Linked DNA regions of Homo sapiens: region 2 is linked to region 1. A link is an interaction called in ENCODE POLR2A ChIA-PET data of the cell type or tissue named here. Cell type or tissue: Panc1. All regions are shown on one strand.

The links. ChIA-PET counts read pairs that join two places held together with the same protein. Peaks named below come from ENCODE experiments on the same cell type or tissue, not always from the same donor. Only the 100,000 strongest peaks of a DNase experiment are listed, where the experiment ranks them.
Region 2: POLR2A ChIA-PET joins it to region 1 with 11 read pairs; 2 of 35 experiments call an interaction of 5 or more read pairs at or near these places.

Annotation. Positions count from the first base shown.
Region 1 is chr3:68,494,729-68,502,728 of GRCh38, forward strand. The region is part of intron 3 of TAFA1 (TAFA chemokine like family member 1); the gene reads left to right. LOC105377146 (a long non-coding RNA gene) reads left to right here and starts at 5,909. Exons shown (of 2, transcript NR_135532.1): 1 at 5,909-6,206. In Panc1, no CTCF peak of the experiment used is centred here; no DNase peak of the experiment used is centred here.
Region 2 is chr3:69,992,616-70,000,615 of GRCh38, forward strand. SAMMSON (survival associated mitochondrial melanoma specific oncogenic non-coding RNA) reads left to right here and starts at 7,118. Exons shown (of 5, transcript NR_190186.1): 1 at 7,118-7,252. In Panc1, no CTCF peak of the experiment used is centred here; no DNase peak of the experiment used is centred here.

The DNA of each region.
Region 1 (8,000 bases):
TTTAAGCCTCTGTTATTTCTGCACTAACAGCTTAATGCAATTCCTAATTGACACACTACCTCATAGGGTTATTATAAGGATAAGATTAGATAAAACATACAATGCACTTAAAATAGTGCCTGGCACAAATAATGTGCTTTAAAAATGATCAATTTTGTTTAAACTTGGCTTGGATTCCATAGGACGTTAACAAAAAGATCAGGCTGAAAGTCTAGATTCTTCTCTGTACTGTGGACAACATGGTTATCAATGAGATTAAGAGACAACTAGAGTAAAAACAAAAGAAAAGAAAAGAAAAGAAAACAACAGAAGCTCTATTAACTGACCTCTAACCAATACAACAGGTTAACTGATGTTCTCCATTCTGTATATAAAAATCCCAGTGGACACCCACAACACAGGCTTCAGGCTTGTAGGACACTTTCTAGTTCATCTGAGCACTTTTGTTCTCAGCAGTTGAGCTGTATACTTAGCAACATTTGGTGCTTCCAAACCCATTTGTGCCTGTAGCACTTACTATTGAAATACATAATTTAATTAAATATTATATAAAGGAATGGAATACGAGTTGGACAAGAAAAAGAGTTAAATCTGAAGGTTAGGTAAAAAGAGCAACTTCTTTTCTCTGTTTTGCAGGTTGGCAAAATCATTTAAAAACAATTGGAAGTATTATATGTTCTGCATTAAGTTGTCATTTTACTTAAAAACTAGGCATCAAAGATGATGCATAATAAATTTAGTGTATGCAAGAATGACTGCTTGGGACCTCAATATATGAATTCTTAATCCAAGGAAAGTCCTTGGCCTTACATTTAAAAGTCGGCAAATAAGTGTACGTTTCATTGATTTTAGTTAGACTGAAATGTATACAAGATGCGTGGATCAAGTTGTCATTTATTGCTTCCACCGAGTTTTCCAACTAACCTACCAACTAACTTTCTTGATCATTTTGAATGATCTACAGTCCACACTGCTGCAGGCATGGCCCGAGGACAGGTATCTAAAACAACTCAGGTTTGATTGTGAGGGTGGAGAAAGACACATGCTCTCCAGGCTCACATGTGGATCAAGAAAGAAAGGAAACCAAGAAAGGAATTTACATGAAAGCAAGTTAGGCAATGCCAAACTTCCTTCACAGGCTTAAAAGGAAAAGTGATCTGTGCAGATAGTGATTTCAGAAGCGTCCTTTGAAGTGCTTCTGTTTATTCTGCAGGATTTTCTCACTTGCCTCTTGAAATAACAACGATAGTGAACCTTCTTTCCCTGAAGCAAAAAAAAAAAAAAAAAAAAAAAAAAAAAGACAAACAACAGACCTTCTCAAATCAAATATCACTGTGTCTGTGGTTTGGCTAAAGGATACCAAAAGTTGTTCCCTAGTGAGACATGCAAGGAGGGTAGCAAGGCCTACCCTTTTACGCAGAAAGATCAGCGTTAACGAGAATCAGTTGTAAATGTGAATAAATTAGGAAAACAGCCAGGATATTGTGGTAGATAGTTGCCAAGATGGCCTTCCAGAAGATGCTGTTTCTAATATTGAGTAGTTGACTGTAATTCCTCTCCCCTTCAACCTGGGCTGTCCTGAGTGCTTCCTTGACCAATAAAATGTTAGAGAAGTCTGAACTTCCAAGACTAGGTCGTATGAAATCTTGCAGCTTCCTTTAGTATCTTGCAATGGTCCCTATGGGCTGTTTCTTGTCAAAAGCTAGTCTCAATGCTCTGAGAAGCCCAAGCCACCTGGAGATGTTACGTGTAGGTTCTCCAGTTAACAGACTTAATGGGCTTTCAGGCAACAGCAGCATCAACTGCCAGTCCTACAAGTAAGCCATCTTAGATGTGTCCATCCAGCCCAGTTGAACCTTTAGATGACCAAAGATGAAATCAAGATACTGTGTTGTTTTGAGCCACCTAATTTTGAGTGAAAGATAACTGGAACAGATGTTGTCAAGCACAGTGGTTAAGAATATGGGACCCAAGTGTCAAGACTGGGTTGATGTGAGTCCTGGCTCTGCCGTAATTATGCATGTAAATTTACACAGTTCCTTAACCCTTCTGTGTCATTTTCTTCTCTATGGTGGGGGTGATACCATTACCTATATCATGGGGTGGTCCTTAGGACAACATATGATTATACTGCATATAAATAATATAACATACAGTAAGATTCTATCCCCACAACACCATCATCATCATCATTACTATTACCATCAATGCTACTGCTACTGCTGTTGTTACTTCTTGTCAGCTTTTAGTAGAGAGAGAGAGACCTTTGAACTGCCTTCATGAAAAAGCCCAGTGGAAAAAAGAAAATGGCCACTTGGTACAGTGCTTAGAATGATGCCTTGTACATTGTAAGTGTTTGGCATGTATTAGACATGATTATAATACCACCTTTTTTCTGATTGCCAATGTCCTTGGCTAAACTATTTCAGTACTCTACCAGCTAATCATGCTTTCAAGATATGTTCTAGATGCTTTATCATCTCTAAGGCAGTGGTTCTAAGAATTAACCCAACTTTAATTCTTTAACATATGTCCACTCATTCATTAATGCATTCTGGTTAGTAGGCCACTGGAATGTCAGCAACATGGCAGACATTATGATAGATAATAGCAATATGGCAAGGCTGGTAGGAAGATATTTAAAAGGTAATTGTTAGAAGAGCAAGACACACCTATGACTGTGCACATTACAATAATCTAATGTGGTCTAAGATTGAGAGGTATCAAGAAACTCTTTCCTAGCCAAGCTAAGACATAAAGGAAGGATGAGTAGAAATATGTCAGTTGGGAGGGTGGAAGGGTGGGAGGTTGGTAATGTGCCTGGCAGAAGAATCAGCCTGAGCAAATGTCCTAAGCTAGGAAACAGCCTGGTTCCTTCCAGGAAACAAAAGTAGACAGAGTGTGCTGAATGGGAAATGATCTTGCAAGGAGCCTGAAATGACAAGTGGAGTACTCACAAAGGACCTTCCACAATCAGAGGAGGATCCTGACTTTATCCTATTTGGATATATAATAAAGTCTTTGCAGTAGCGGAATGACACAGGCAGAATGGTTTTGTGTTTGTTCATTTGTTTCTTAGTACAGCTTTGACTGCTGTGCATAGAAATAGCTGTAGCCCAGGTGGAAGAGGATAATAGCTTGCCCTTGGGAGTGATGGCATGGATAGAGAAAAATGCTCAGCAGTCATTGCTACAGGAAAATTATCTCCACCTGGTAACCCACTAATTGAACTTTTTCCAAAGGATCCACTTGGATCTGATGCTACTCTGGGGAGAATAGGTGACTTCCATTACTAACTCTTTGCTTGATACTAAGTACATTCTTTACCAACGTAGCTTGAGGCACTTGGTATTGTCAAATAGTTAAGAGATTCTAGATCAGAGTTTGATCCTAGCTGGGCAATTACTGGTTGTTGTATAACCTTTTGCTTCTTTTTCCTCATCTGTCAAATGGGCATAAGGATAGTGTCTACCTCATGAAGTTGCAATGAGGATGAAAAGTGTGAAAAGTATTTATAATAGCACCTGGAATGGAGAAAGTCCTCAATAATTATTATATTATTTTGTAATCATTTAATCCACACATATGTATTGAGCCAGGCACTGGGGATGCAAAGATGAATTAGTCAATGTCCCCACTCTCAAAGATACACCTAGGAGGCAGGGTTATAAATCAGAGATTAAACGTAAGCTGGGGGCTAAGAACAATGCCACAGCTGTGCAAAATATGAATACCAAATTACAAAAGCATATTGTTGCTAAGTGGGTCTGAGTATCTGCATTTCCTTAAAGCAGAGAAATTTATTATTTTAAGGAAAAAAGACCATGTCTGACCTTGGCTGAAAACATGGTAATTACAGAGCCCAAGATGTCACTGAAAATGCAAGACAGCTTGAGGGCACAAAGATAGTTTTCCTTCGAAGGCTGATTCAAGTAGAGGATTAGAAGAAGGCTATTTGGGATTATAAAAATTCCTCCCAAAGCCGTTTGGTGGCTTTTTTTTTTTTTTTTTTTTTTTTTTTTTTTTTTTGAGAGAGAGAGAGAAAACTATTTTAGTGGCCACCATGTAGAAAGAAACATTTGAAGTAATTCTTGTGTATAGAGGGTTGGCTGCCAGCGTGATTGACTAAAATGGTCTTCAGGGACTTTCATGAGTAAAGGAGATATATTTTTTAACACTTACTGGGAAATGGAGCTTTGAAAGCCTGTCTCCAGCAAAAGGGATTTTTGACATGTATAGGCTGGGGCCTAGAAGTAAATTTTCTCTCTCCTACTTTTGCAACAGTCTTTTCCCTTTATCCTGGTAGAAACTAAAGTAGTCAACTTCTTGTCATTAAAATGGAACTGGAGAAATCATCAAAGAGATACGATTTTTCCTTACTCTTTTAAAGCAGCCTAGGTATTAAAATATCTTCTGAGATCTGTGCAGAATTTTCATTTATACTAAACAACTCATTTTGTTTGTCAGGGACAAACTAATATGAATAACAAATATCTAGGGTAGAATTTTTCATAGAAACTCTTTATATGTTAAAAGAAAAAAAAAAGCTACTTACTGCTTATTGATGCATTCAAATCATTCTTAAGCCTGCCATTGCCAAAATGGCAGACTGAACCAAACCTTGAATTCTTAGTAGAGAGGGTATTTTTGCTTTTTGTTTTTGTTTATTGTTTGGAGCTAGCTTGCTTCTTTGTTTTCTTTCTTTCTGTGTTCCTTTCTTTTTTTTTTTTTTTTTTGAGAAGACATGCTACAAACTAAAATTTCTGAATTCACGTTTTAAATGTAGATCATAAATATCTTCAATTTAACCATGAAAAGGTAAGCTAAAATACACTTTATTTTATGTATTTATTTATCTTATGGGCGAGGGCCAGGCTGTGAGCCAGTGTGTGGTGAGTGAACCCCACCAAAAACACATTTTAAAGTTCTAGTAGAACTAAGGTATTATTTGATAAAACCCCATTAGTTTTATAGTAGCAGAAATAAACGTATGAATAATGGAGGTGATTTTTCTAATATCTCACAGGTAGTTATTAGAAGCAAAGGGCAGTTTTGAAAATGTATGTCTGTCAAGATTCTCTTGGTTATCAGTGACAGAAAACCCAATTCAAACTGAATTTTTTTTTCTTTTCCTTTTTTTTTTTTTTTTTAAGAAGCAGGAAGGAATTGTAGTCTTATATTCAAGTAAAGTCCAGGGATAAAGCTTATTAGTGAGGGAAGCAGACTGCAAGTACACGATAATAAACCACAGGTTTTCTTAAGGCATAGCCTCAAATGATGCCATCTGTGCTCAGTTTCCATCCCATTCCATCCCATCTTTTGGTTGTGCCTTCTACTATGTTGGCTTCCTTCCTAGGCTCTTTGACATGGCTCTAAACAACTCCAAGCTCACATTTTTTCTGGGTTTGAGTGCCAATGGAGGAAATCTGTCTCTTTAGGTGAGTCATGGGATCAGCTTGGTTTGGGTTAATGGGCTTGGCTTAAGTCATGTTGTGTTCTAAACCAGTGCTTTTCAAACTCTCCATCATGAAGGACCTTTTTATTCTTCTTAAAAAATACCCAATCTGTCATGGGCCGATACTTTTGTAAAATACAATAAAAATGAATTAGCATGAAAATAAAATGAAAGGACATAAAATATAAGCCCAAATTCTTTGTTTTTAGACTTCTCAGACATAAAATTCCCTGCCCAATTGTTATAAAACTTCTTAATGTCTGTACTTGTTACAGACCAGCAATAACAAACAGATAATCACCCTTTGAGGAGCAGTACTCTAAACTAGGAGTCAGCAAGCAACAATCCACTGACTAAGTCTGGTCCACCACTAGTTTTTAATAAAGTTTTATTGTAACTTAGTCACACCCATTTGTTTATATATCATCTATGCTGCTTTTGTGATGTCATGACAGAATTGAGTAGCTGTGACAATGAGTATGTGACGTACAAGGCTGAAATATTTATTATCTGGTCTTTTATGGAAAAAAAAAAGTTTGCCTATTCCTACCCTAAGCAATCACTGTGACCAGAAGATCACGATTTATGATTAATCAAGATGAAGGCACACCCCCACTTCAGAAGTTCATGAACAGAGAGTAGAAACTAGATGATTCTCCAAAGGAAATTGAGATTCAGCTATCAAAAGAGGGGGAAAATGGGCCAGGCATGGTGGCTCACACCTGTAATCCCAGCACTTTGGGAGCCTGAGGTGAGTAAATCACTTGAGACCAACCTGGCCAACATGTTGAAATCCTGGCTCTACTAAAAATACAAAAAAAATTAGCCAGGCATGGTGGCAAGCGCCTATAGTCCCAGCTACTCGGGAGGCTGAGGCACGAGAATCACTTGAATCCAGGAGGAAGAGGTCGTAGTGAGCTGAGATCATGACACTGCACCCCAGCCTGTGTAGCAGAGTGAGACCCTGTCTGAAAAAAAAAAAAAAAAAAAAAGGGAAAATGTTTTAGGGAGCCAAAAATCTGTAAATATCTAGTTCCAAACTTAGATCTTTTTACTCTTAATTCTCTCATCTTTTGCTGACTCTATTGAAAATTGAATTACTGTATAAAATGAATACTGCGAAGTCAAACCATGCCTTAAGTGAATGCAGGTCATAACCGAGGCTTGACAGAATTTGTCATCTCAAATCCTTTGAGGAAAAAAGCCACGGAATATGCAAAGCAATAAATAAATAATCTGAAAATGTTATTAAAATAAGAGAATTGATAATACCTACCATGAGAGTGTATAAAATAATCATACTTATAAAATACTTACTTAACTCTACTTTCCAGAAATGGAAATGAAAACTATTTGGAAATTATGTTTGTTTACCAAATATTTAATCAATATATACCATGAATATCTAAACACTGTGCTAAATGCGGGAACCACAAGAGTGATGACAGTGGACAGGTAAGTTGCAGAGAGTTGGAAGGATAGACAAAACTGTGGTCAGTGGATAATTTACAAACTGCAGGTTATAATTAGGCTATTATTTGACCATAGCCAAAAGGAGAAGAAATAGAAATTAGTAATGGGGGAATGAATCTCTTTTAGCAAGGACAGTATCCAGGAGAAAGTGATATTGAAGCCATGTCCCATAAGAAAGAGGAGGAGCAACTAGCCAACAGAAGTGTAGTTTGGACACAGCATAGAGACGTGTAGTGTGGACATGCATAGGAAAAGCAGGTGCCAAGGCCCTCTGGCAGGAAAATCTTGATCTCCTCCAGGAAAGAAAATCAAAGTAAGCTAGAAGAAAAATAATCCAAACTATTTGGGAGGTTAGAAACCCAATCATTCAAGCTGGGCCTTAGTACATGGAAATTCTTTACTGATTTGGCAAAGTGAGAAAACCTTGAAGGGCTTTCAAGCAAGTGGAGGACGTAGTTTGATTTACTTTTTATAATACTATTTTTGCTCTCTTATATTAAATGAGTAATAATCATGATATAATGGTTGCTTCATAGCAAGGGCATCATTCTAAGCAATTTAAACATATTAAGTTACTTAATCTTCATAGCAACCCTATAATTAATTCTGTTTTACAGATAAGGTTTATAATTACTCTTTTTATTGCTTACTCAGAAAATTAAATTTGAGCCTTCTTGTGCTTTAGAACACACAGAAAAAAAAAGACTTTCACCAAACACAAAATAGTTACTTATGAAACCTCAGCTACCATGCCCAAATATACTATTTTGGGCATTAATATCCTAATTATTTCAGACCATTGATGGATTACTAAAAATTGACAAACTGGGTAGAAACTGATTATTTTTCTGGAAACACAGATGAATGTAGACAGTCATACTAATAATCACAGACAATAGACACCATGTCAATACTACCAATATAGCAGATTATGAGAAATTAGAGTTATTTCAGAGAGGACCCAGTTATTTTTTTCTGCTTGCCTATTCCCCCCTGATTCTCCCCAGCCCCATGTACTTTTGATCTGCCACATTCACCTTCACCCTCCCAAGTAAAACAGCTCCTTCTTAAT
Region 2 (8,000 bases), 1.5 Mb after region 1:
CAGTGGAATTGACAAAAGTTTTTTTTTCTCCCAGACTCAAAAAAAAAAAAAACCTGATGAAATTAGTGGTAGATAAAAATTCATTTCTAGCTTCTAACAAGGAATCACAAACAATGGAGGACATATAAAGAGAGTAGCAGCTTTATTAATAATACTTTCCTACTCCAGTCGTGATCTTTTGATGACAACCCTACCGGAGACACTCTTTATCAGGCACTAAAGCAATTTAGATGCTGTCACATGCCTTTCTTGATATATACGTATTAGACATAAAGCAGTTTTCTGTTCTTTAGCTTATTTTAGTATATAATTAAAACTCTGACTGTCTGCTACTAAGCAACGGAGCATGGCAGAGGTTGATCACATCCTATCACAAAGATAGAAAGAAGAAAAATAATAAAAATAATCATACACATTCCTGTAATCAGTCTTCAGATCTTAATTATGTTTTAACTCCTTTGTTATGCCAAAGGCAATGCCTATTGGCATTTAAAGGACACTCTCACTTTTCTGCCTAAGTTCAATCTAGTTCTTTAATTTGGATCCTAGTCTATTTATGAAATTCTTTGGGGGGCATTTAAGGTCATAAGGGGTGATAGAAAACTGAGATAGGACTCAGGAGGTTTAAGATCCATTCAGCCCTCAGACTGGTTTATTGTGCCCAGGGGTGCAGCCAAATTCTCTCCTCTGAGGTACAGAGGCTGTGGTGGGGTGCATGCAAGACTGGAGGAGGATGGGGGAAGAAGGAGGCAGGGTTTGCAACATTGGTGGGTGAGCAAGTGCACACGTACACAAAACAGCCCTCTACCACCTTTCTATGTGTCTTAAGGTCTGACCTCTGAAGCTTCAATTGTATATTTCACTCTGATTCCAAAGATGCTTTTCATCAGAGCCTTAATTTTTACATTAATGGTATTTCTTTAAAATTGTTGAAGTGTATCTGTTTTGGAGAATACGCTTAGGGATAATAACTCATGCTTCTGTTCTGGCCCCCTCCTTCCTCAACTTCCAAAAAGACTTCAAAATATAAGTCGCATTTACTCATTCATTCATTCCCTCAACTATTAATTTTCCAAGCCCCCATTTTGTACCATTTTATGTTCTAGGGCTCATATTGTCACTCATGGGTGGGTTCCATTGCTTGGTGGGTGATAGTCAGATGACCACAACCGAGAAGGATTTATTAAACAGATATTATTACTATTACTTACAACAGGTAAGGAGGGCACTGGGCATAGTTCCCAAAGCAGTAGCTCTCCAAACAAAGGTAAAAACAGGGCTTTTCTTGGGCTTGTTAGCTGAGTCATTGTATGTAGAGCTGGCGTCACCACAGCGTGTGTGCAGTCACTGATCATGCTTCCACATACATCACGTGTATAGAAAATGGCCAATAAGCTCCTCCCTGGGCAGGGTTTTTAGTAGGGCAATGAGGGGAGTTCACTAAAGTTCATGTCTAACTCAGGCATCTCTGGATCCAACCCATTTTTGCTATTCCAGGGCTGAGCTTCTTCCTGGAACATTCATGAAACAACAAGAACTCAAGGTGTAACAGTTACAAATAGGTACTTTTTCCCAGTGTATACTCTGAAACCCAGGGACCTTGATTACATAATGGTGAACAAATCCATTACCTTTGCCTTTGTGGAGCTTCCATTCTATAGTGAAAGACAGCCAGTAAGTAAGAGGGGCTCTTTACAAATAGGAATGGATTATTAGTGCATATTGAACTCTCACTATGCTAGACTTACAGTCAATTCATGGTGTTATTTACTCCTCTCACCAACCAATGAAAGAGGTACGGAGGCTGTACAATGGTAGCACATTGCCTGGGCTTGCAGCCTGCCTCTGCCACTTACTCTGTGTAATCTTAAGCAAGTTCCTGAATCTTTGCTTGCCTCGGTTTCTTTATCTGTCAAATGGGTATCCTACTTTATATAGGGTTGTTGGGAGAATCATGCATCTGTAGCTCTCACAGCAGTGCTCAGCATTTTGTTCAATTTTCCAGATAAATAAATCAAGGCATAGACAGATTAAATAATTTGTCCCAATCCATTCAGCTAATAAAAAGTGGGAACCAAAATTCCAACCCCAGTCTCTGACTGTACCACGTGTGCCCTTACCCACGATTCAGCTTTGTTCTTCCAGCAAGGTCTCTTCGCCTCTTGGAAGATCAGTTTCTCCACCTGCAATCTGGGCATAAATTGCCTCCCTCCCACCTAGTCTGTTGTGAGAATGAACCATGATAAGGTATTTTAAAGTGCTTTGAAAACTGTAAAGCACCACAGAAAATGTGTCTATTATTGTTATATTTATATTTTTATATTTACCACTTTAATTTGAGTGTGATAAGTTGTGTTTGCATATTTGTCATATAAGGCTTTCTGTTTAATCCATCATGGTTCACATAGAACCTGTTAGCCAGCCTGGGAGCCTCTGTAGTGCTTTCTTAAACTTTCATTAGTCAACCCCACTTTTTGAAGATGATCCCTGTCAGTTCTCCTCCAAGTGGAAGAGGAAATACAGAAGATAGGAACTGAAACCATCTACTGTTTCGGATACTTGTTAAACGTTCTGTGAAAGTTTTAGTTGTTTGGGCAGATGGTGAAAGCACTTCAAAATCCTGGGGACAGAATTCAACATGAGTGAGCCCAAGTAAGGGGGAGTTCATTGAAACGATAAAGGGGCATCTCAGCAAATCTGGAGAAGCCAAGCATTTAAGCATGCCTTAAGGAAACCAAGTTATGGGCCCAGAACCCTTTCTCCTTGCAAGCAGGGGCGACCTCCAGCGGGTTTCAGATAAACTAAAAGTGGCTAATGCTGGCCGGGCGTGGTGGCTCACGCCTATAATCCCAGCACTTTGGGAGGCTGAGGTGGGTGGATTACCTGAGGTAGGGAGTTTGAGACCAGCCTGACCAACATGGAGAAAGCTCGTCTCTACTAAAAAAAAAAAAAAAAAAAAAAAAAATTAGCCAGGCATAGTGGCACATGCCTGTAATCCCAGCTACTAGGGAGGCTGAGGCAGGAGAATCGCTTGAACCTGGGAGGCAGAGGTTGCAGTGAGCTGAGATCATGCCATTGCACTTCAGCCTGGGCAACAAGAGCAAAACTCAATCTCAAGAAAAAAAAAAAAAGTGGCTAATGCTGTCATGTCATTTGGGGAAAGATTTCATTCTGGAGATGTCATGTGCCTCCACAAAAGGAAACGATATGACTTCTTTAACTAAATTCAAAGTATTCTGTTTTGACCCAGATGTATATAGATCAACACAAGTCCTTATCAATATACAGCATAAGAGGAGGTATTTAATGTCTCTTTATTCAGAGTTGTGGTACTGCACCACCCAAAGATTTCTAACCACGTGAGATTTTTGAGAGCCCAGACCCAGAAGACATTCTTTGGGGGGACATAAAAAAGGATGCTGATCAGTCCCCAGTTAAGGTCATACAAGGAAATAGAAATAATCTGGAATTAGGGAGGCCAGTCAAAATTCTGCTAAAATGATGAGCTACATTAGGAAAAATTCAAAAGTACCATTTATCTGCAGATGTCTATGCATTTGAACAGAGAGATATTCTGAGCCATTCCACTCACAGAGAGACTGATAACTACTTTAAAAAGTAACCTGTAGGTTGCTACATTTAGGAAGGTCCTTAATAAATATTATGGATGGCGATATAACTGATGCTTAAATATCTGTAATATGGGGTTGAGGGCAGAAAAAAAAAATCAGAGTTGGATATACTGCATTGAAAATAAAATTCCACCCAAAATATCAAAAACATAGAAATTGTACAGAGGCAGGTGAGCAAGAGGAGCGAATTCTTAAGAATACAAGGTGGCCTGCTTCATCGTTCTTTCTCAGACTTTTATAATCTTCCTTTGTATTAAAAAACTAAAGCCGACATGGCCTCTTGTCTCTGTCCCCGACTCAACACCTGAACCATATATATATATTATTCTGCTTCTCTACAGAGGTCAACTGGCACGTGTGTTTATTTATATGCAAAGATCCTCAATTGGCTGCCCCAGAAAGAGACAGCATGTGCAGAAAAGATTTAGAGAGATCCCAAATGGGACACAGAGAGAACGCAATTGGTTGTCATTTATCAATGAATCAGCTCCTCAGGAATGAGATGTCTGTCCTTGTCCTGATCAGCTATGATAGGGATAGAGCCACCTTGCAAGACTTTTTTCTCTTTAATCAATAAAGAAGTTGTGAGTTGGGCACCCTTTCCATAATTTCTCTATTTTTGGTAATTTGGGTGGAATTTTATTTCTCATGCAGTGTATCCAACTCTGATTTTCTCTCTCTCAATTCCACATTATAGATAGTTAAGCATCAGTTATACAATCACCCCTAATATTTATTAAGGACATTCTTAAATGGGGCAATGTATTGATTACTTTTTATTTATTTTTTATTATACTTTAAGTTCTAGGGTACATGTGCACAACTTGCAGGTTTGTTACGTATGTATACATGTGCCATGTTGGTGTGCTGCACCCATTAACTCATCATTTACGTTAGGTATATGTATAGATTACTTTTTAAAGTAGTTATTAGTCTCTTTGTGATGGAGTGGCTCAGAATATTATACACCTGAAGATTCTCTCTTATCAATGACCAGCCGTGAACATCCTCAGTGTGACACCTTGAAAAAAGAATTTACATCTGAATCTGTGTTTTATGCTTCTAGTCAATCTACCAACTTTTGGTACCACTATACTTAAAATACTACAAGGAACAACATAATCTGTGCCCTCAAGGAGTTTTAATCTGGAGTGAATCATGACATATATAAGATTTTAACATTTTCTCCAAGCCCAGCTGTGAAATGAATAACTAAATTGGCTCCTCAAAACAACAACAAAAAAATGCCTTTAAAATATCTTCTGTTAGCTTGCATGCAAAAGTTTTAACTACTCTCTTCCTAACTAACTCTTTTCTGGCGAGGTTATGCTTTAGCTGCCACCACTCAGGAAAGCATTATAATTGTAGCACTAGCTTAGCCAAAAGGCCAAGTTTTTGCTTTAGGATAAACTTGTTAAAATTGGGAACTCAGCCAGGGTCATGCATCTAAGAACATTGTGAAAGCATCTTAGGGTTGTTCATCTAGCTATGGTCTAATTAATTTTCAAATGGACAAAGTAGTTTCTTGGGCCATATAACAAGCATTTTCATTCATTTAAGTGAAGCTGGATTTGGCTCAAAGCAGGGTCATGAGAAATTCTAATGGCTCCTTCTCTTCTTTGTGTGTCCTCAGGAGAGCTTCCTCGATGTCAACAATGCAAGATTTGTGCTGCGGGCAATTGGAGTAGAATCAGCTTCCTGAGAGCCAAGTTCTTTGACTTCCCCTAGAAGGAAAGGGTATGGAACCAAGCATATGGGAAGGCTCTCTAGGCCCTTTTACATTATTGGATTTAGCTACGCTCACATAATGAAATTGTTGAGATTGTTTAAACCTTCTGCAGGGACTTCTGTTAGCAGAAAAGAAACTTGTACTAAAGCCATAAGAAGATTGTATTATAGATATAATGGAATCTTTTTTATCTTTTGCCTGGTTTTCTGCACAGGACTGACATATTTTTCTGGGCATGAAGCCAAAGGTCTATTTAATTTCTACTTAAAATTTCCCATGGCCACTAATACTCTCCCCCTAGATAGCTGCTTTATAAATGAATAAATAAAGACAAAGCCACTAGAAAGGTTGTGAATCCTTGTAAGCTTTTTTTTTTTAAGGTGGCTATTTTGCACTCCAATAACATCTATAAAAAGCGTGTTCCTGAATCTTTAGGACAATGCTTCACTGCTATCAATCAAACTTCCGTAAAATATTGAACTTATCTTTGTCCTAAGACCACAGCCATGATTAAATAAGACTTGAATATAAAAATGCAGGTTTACTTGCATCAGATGAGTTCTCGTGAACATATGAGGTTATATCACTCCTATTTTTACTGCATTTAGGATTTTTGAGTGGTAATAATGTTTTTCAATTTAAAACTGACTTATTTTTATTTTTCTAGGAGGTTTTTGCCAATTAGGTGACAGGTTTTTTTTGTTTGTTGTTTTGTTTTTGTTTTTGTTTTTGAGAGAGAGAGAGAGCAAGAGTGAGAGAGAGATTGAAGTCGGGGAGAGAACCCAGATGTTAGAAACTGGCCCAAGCAGTCAGCTTCTCATAAAGGACCATCCTGACAGTTTGACTGTAAAAAAGGCACCCCATTGAGCACTACATGTTCCAGGAAATGGCTGGCCACGGAAAACCTTCTGTTCCTAGCATTCATTTCCAGAATGTCCCCAGACTGCTTGTTTGCTCCCTCCCAGCCAACAAAGGGCAGTCAAATGTACCTGAAGATCAATTAGAAAGTCACCCTGGCTTCCAGAAATCTCACCTTTATAGAACCCTCAGCAGTCAGAGGCTGTCTCAGCCTATCCTTTTTTATTCTATAAAAATCACTCTCCTCTCTAACACCCGGGAACCCTGCTGAAACGAAACTGACAGCAGATGGGTTCCCTTGCCATCAATTTATGAATAAACAGCCTTTGTTCATTTTGTCTCGAACTTAGTTTTGTCTTTGACAGATGTAACCATGACTTAAAGCAATACCCGGCTTGTAGAAGAAGTATTTACTTATTCAACAAATATCTACTAAGTACCTACTAAGTGCCAGGCACTATTCTCAGCACTGAGACGTAAGATACGTAATTTGTCATTGGTGACTCACTTCTTGTGAATCCAAGAGCTCCATAAATAGTGGTCATTTATTATTAACAATCCTTTCTGAGATAAAAACCTGCTTTTTATAGTTTACGGAGAAGTAGCTTTTGTTTTATAAGTGTAACTGCAACCAAATAGTTCCCACATGATATCATAGCCCACTTGTGATACGGGAGTACCGGGAACGGAAGAGCGTGGTCCCTTTAAATGATACGGAAGTGGGGAAGGGAAGTGAGGGGTAGAGGAAGGCGGGTCCCTGGCTCGGCTCTACCCCCATGGATCTAGGTGAGGACAGGCGCTCCTGCTTTCCCGCCCAAATGTTGTATTTTCCAAGCCTACCCTTGCCGGCCACGCCCCCAACCTGGGCCTATAAAAACCGCCCCCCGCAGGCCCTAGCGGGCAGACACACTGAAGTCGCTAGACATTTGAGGAACACATCCGGGGAAGAAGACACAGGTGGCTGGTCATGGAGAGCCCGCTGGGGGAAGAGCACACAGACAGGCACCGGCAGGCCATTGACCAGCGGGACAAGGTGGAGTTTGGCTGGGGCAGTGGGAGGAGAGCTGGGGCCGCCGAGCTGCCCTACTCCAGGGGAAAACCACCTCCCTTCTCGCTCCCCCATCACCGGAGAGCTACTTCCACTCAATACAACTTTGCACTCATTCTCCAAGCCACGTGTGACCAATTTTTCCGGTACACCAAGGCGAGAAATCCGGGGATACAGAAAGCCCTCTGTCCTTGCGATAAGGTAGAGGGTCCAATTGAGCTAACACAAGCTGCCTATAGACGGCAAACTAAGAGAGCACCCAGTAACACACGCCTGCTGGGGCTTCAGGAGCACACACGTCCACTGGGGCTTCGGGAGCTGTAAACAGTCAGCCCTAGACACTGTCGTGGGATCGGAGCCCCACAGCCTGCCTGTCTGTATGCTCCTCTAGAGGTCTGAGCAGCGGGGCGCTGAAGAAACGAGCCACACTCCCATCACACGCCCTGAGAGGAGGACAAGGGAACCCGTACCGTTTCACTTGTGATAGAGATAAAGTTATTATTGTTGTAATTTTAACTTATAGAACTATAATATAATGGTACAATGATATATATTGACAATATTCCTCTTTCACCCACATTTTGTATCTGTGTTCAAGATTAAATGAAAAAGGATATTCTCAAAAAGCTAGCAAAACCAAAAGCAAGACGTTATGCCAAATGTAAACATATTTCTGTTTAGCAAATAGCAGGAGTGTATAAAACATTTCTCTTTTCACATAACAGAATGTTCT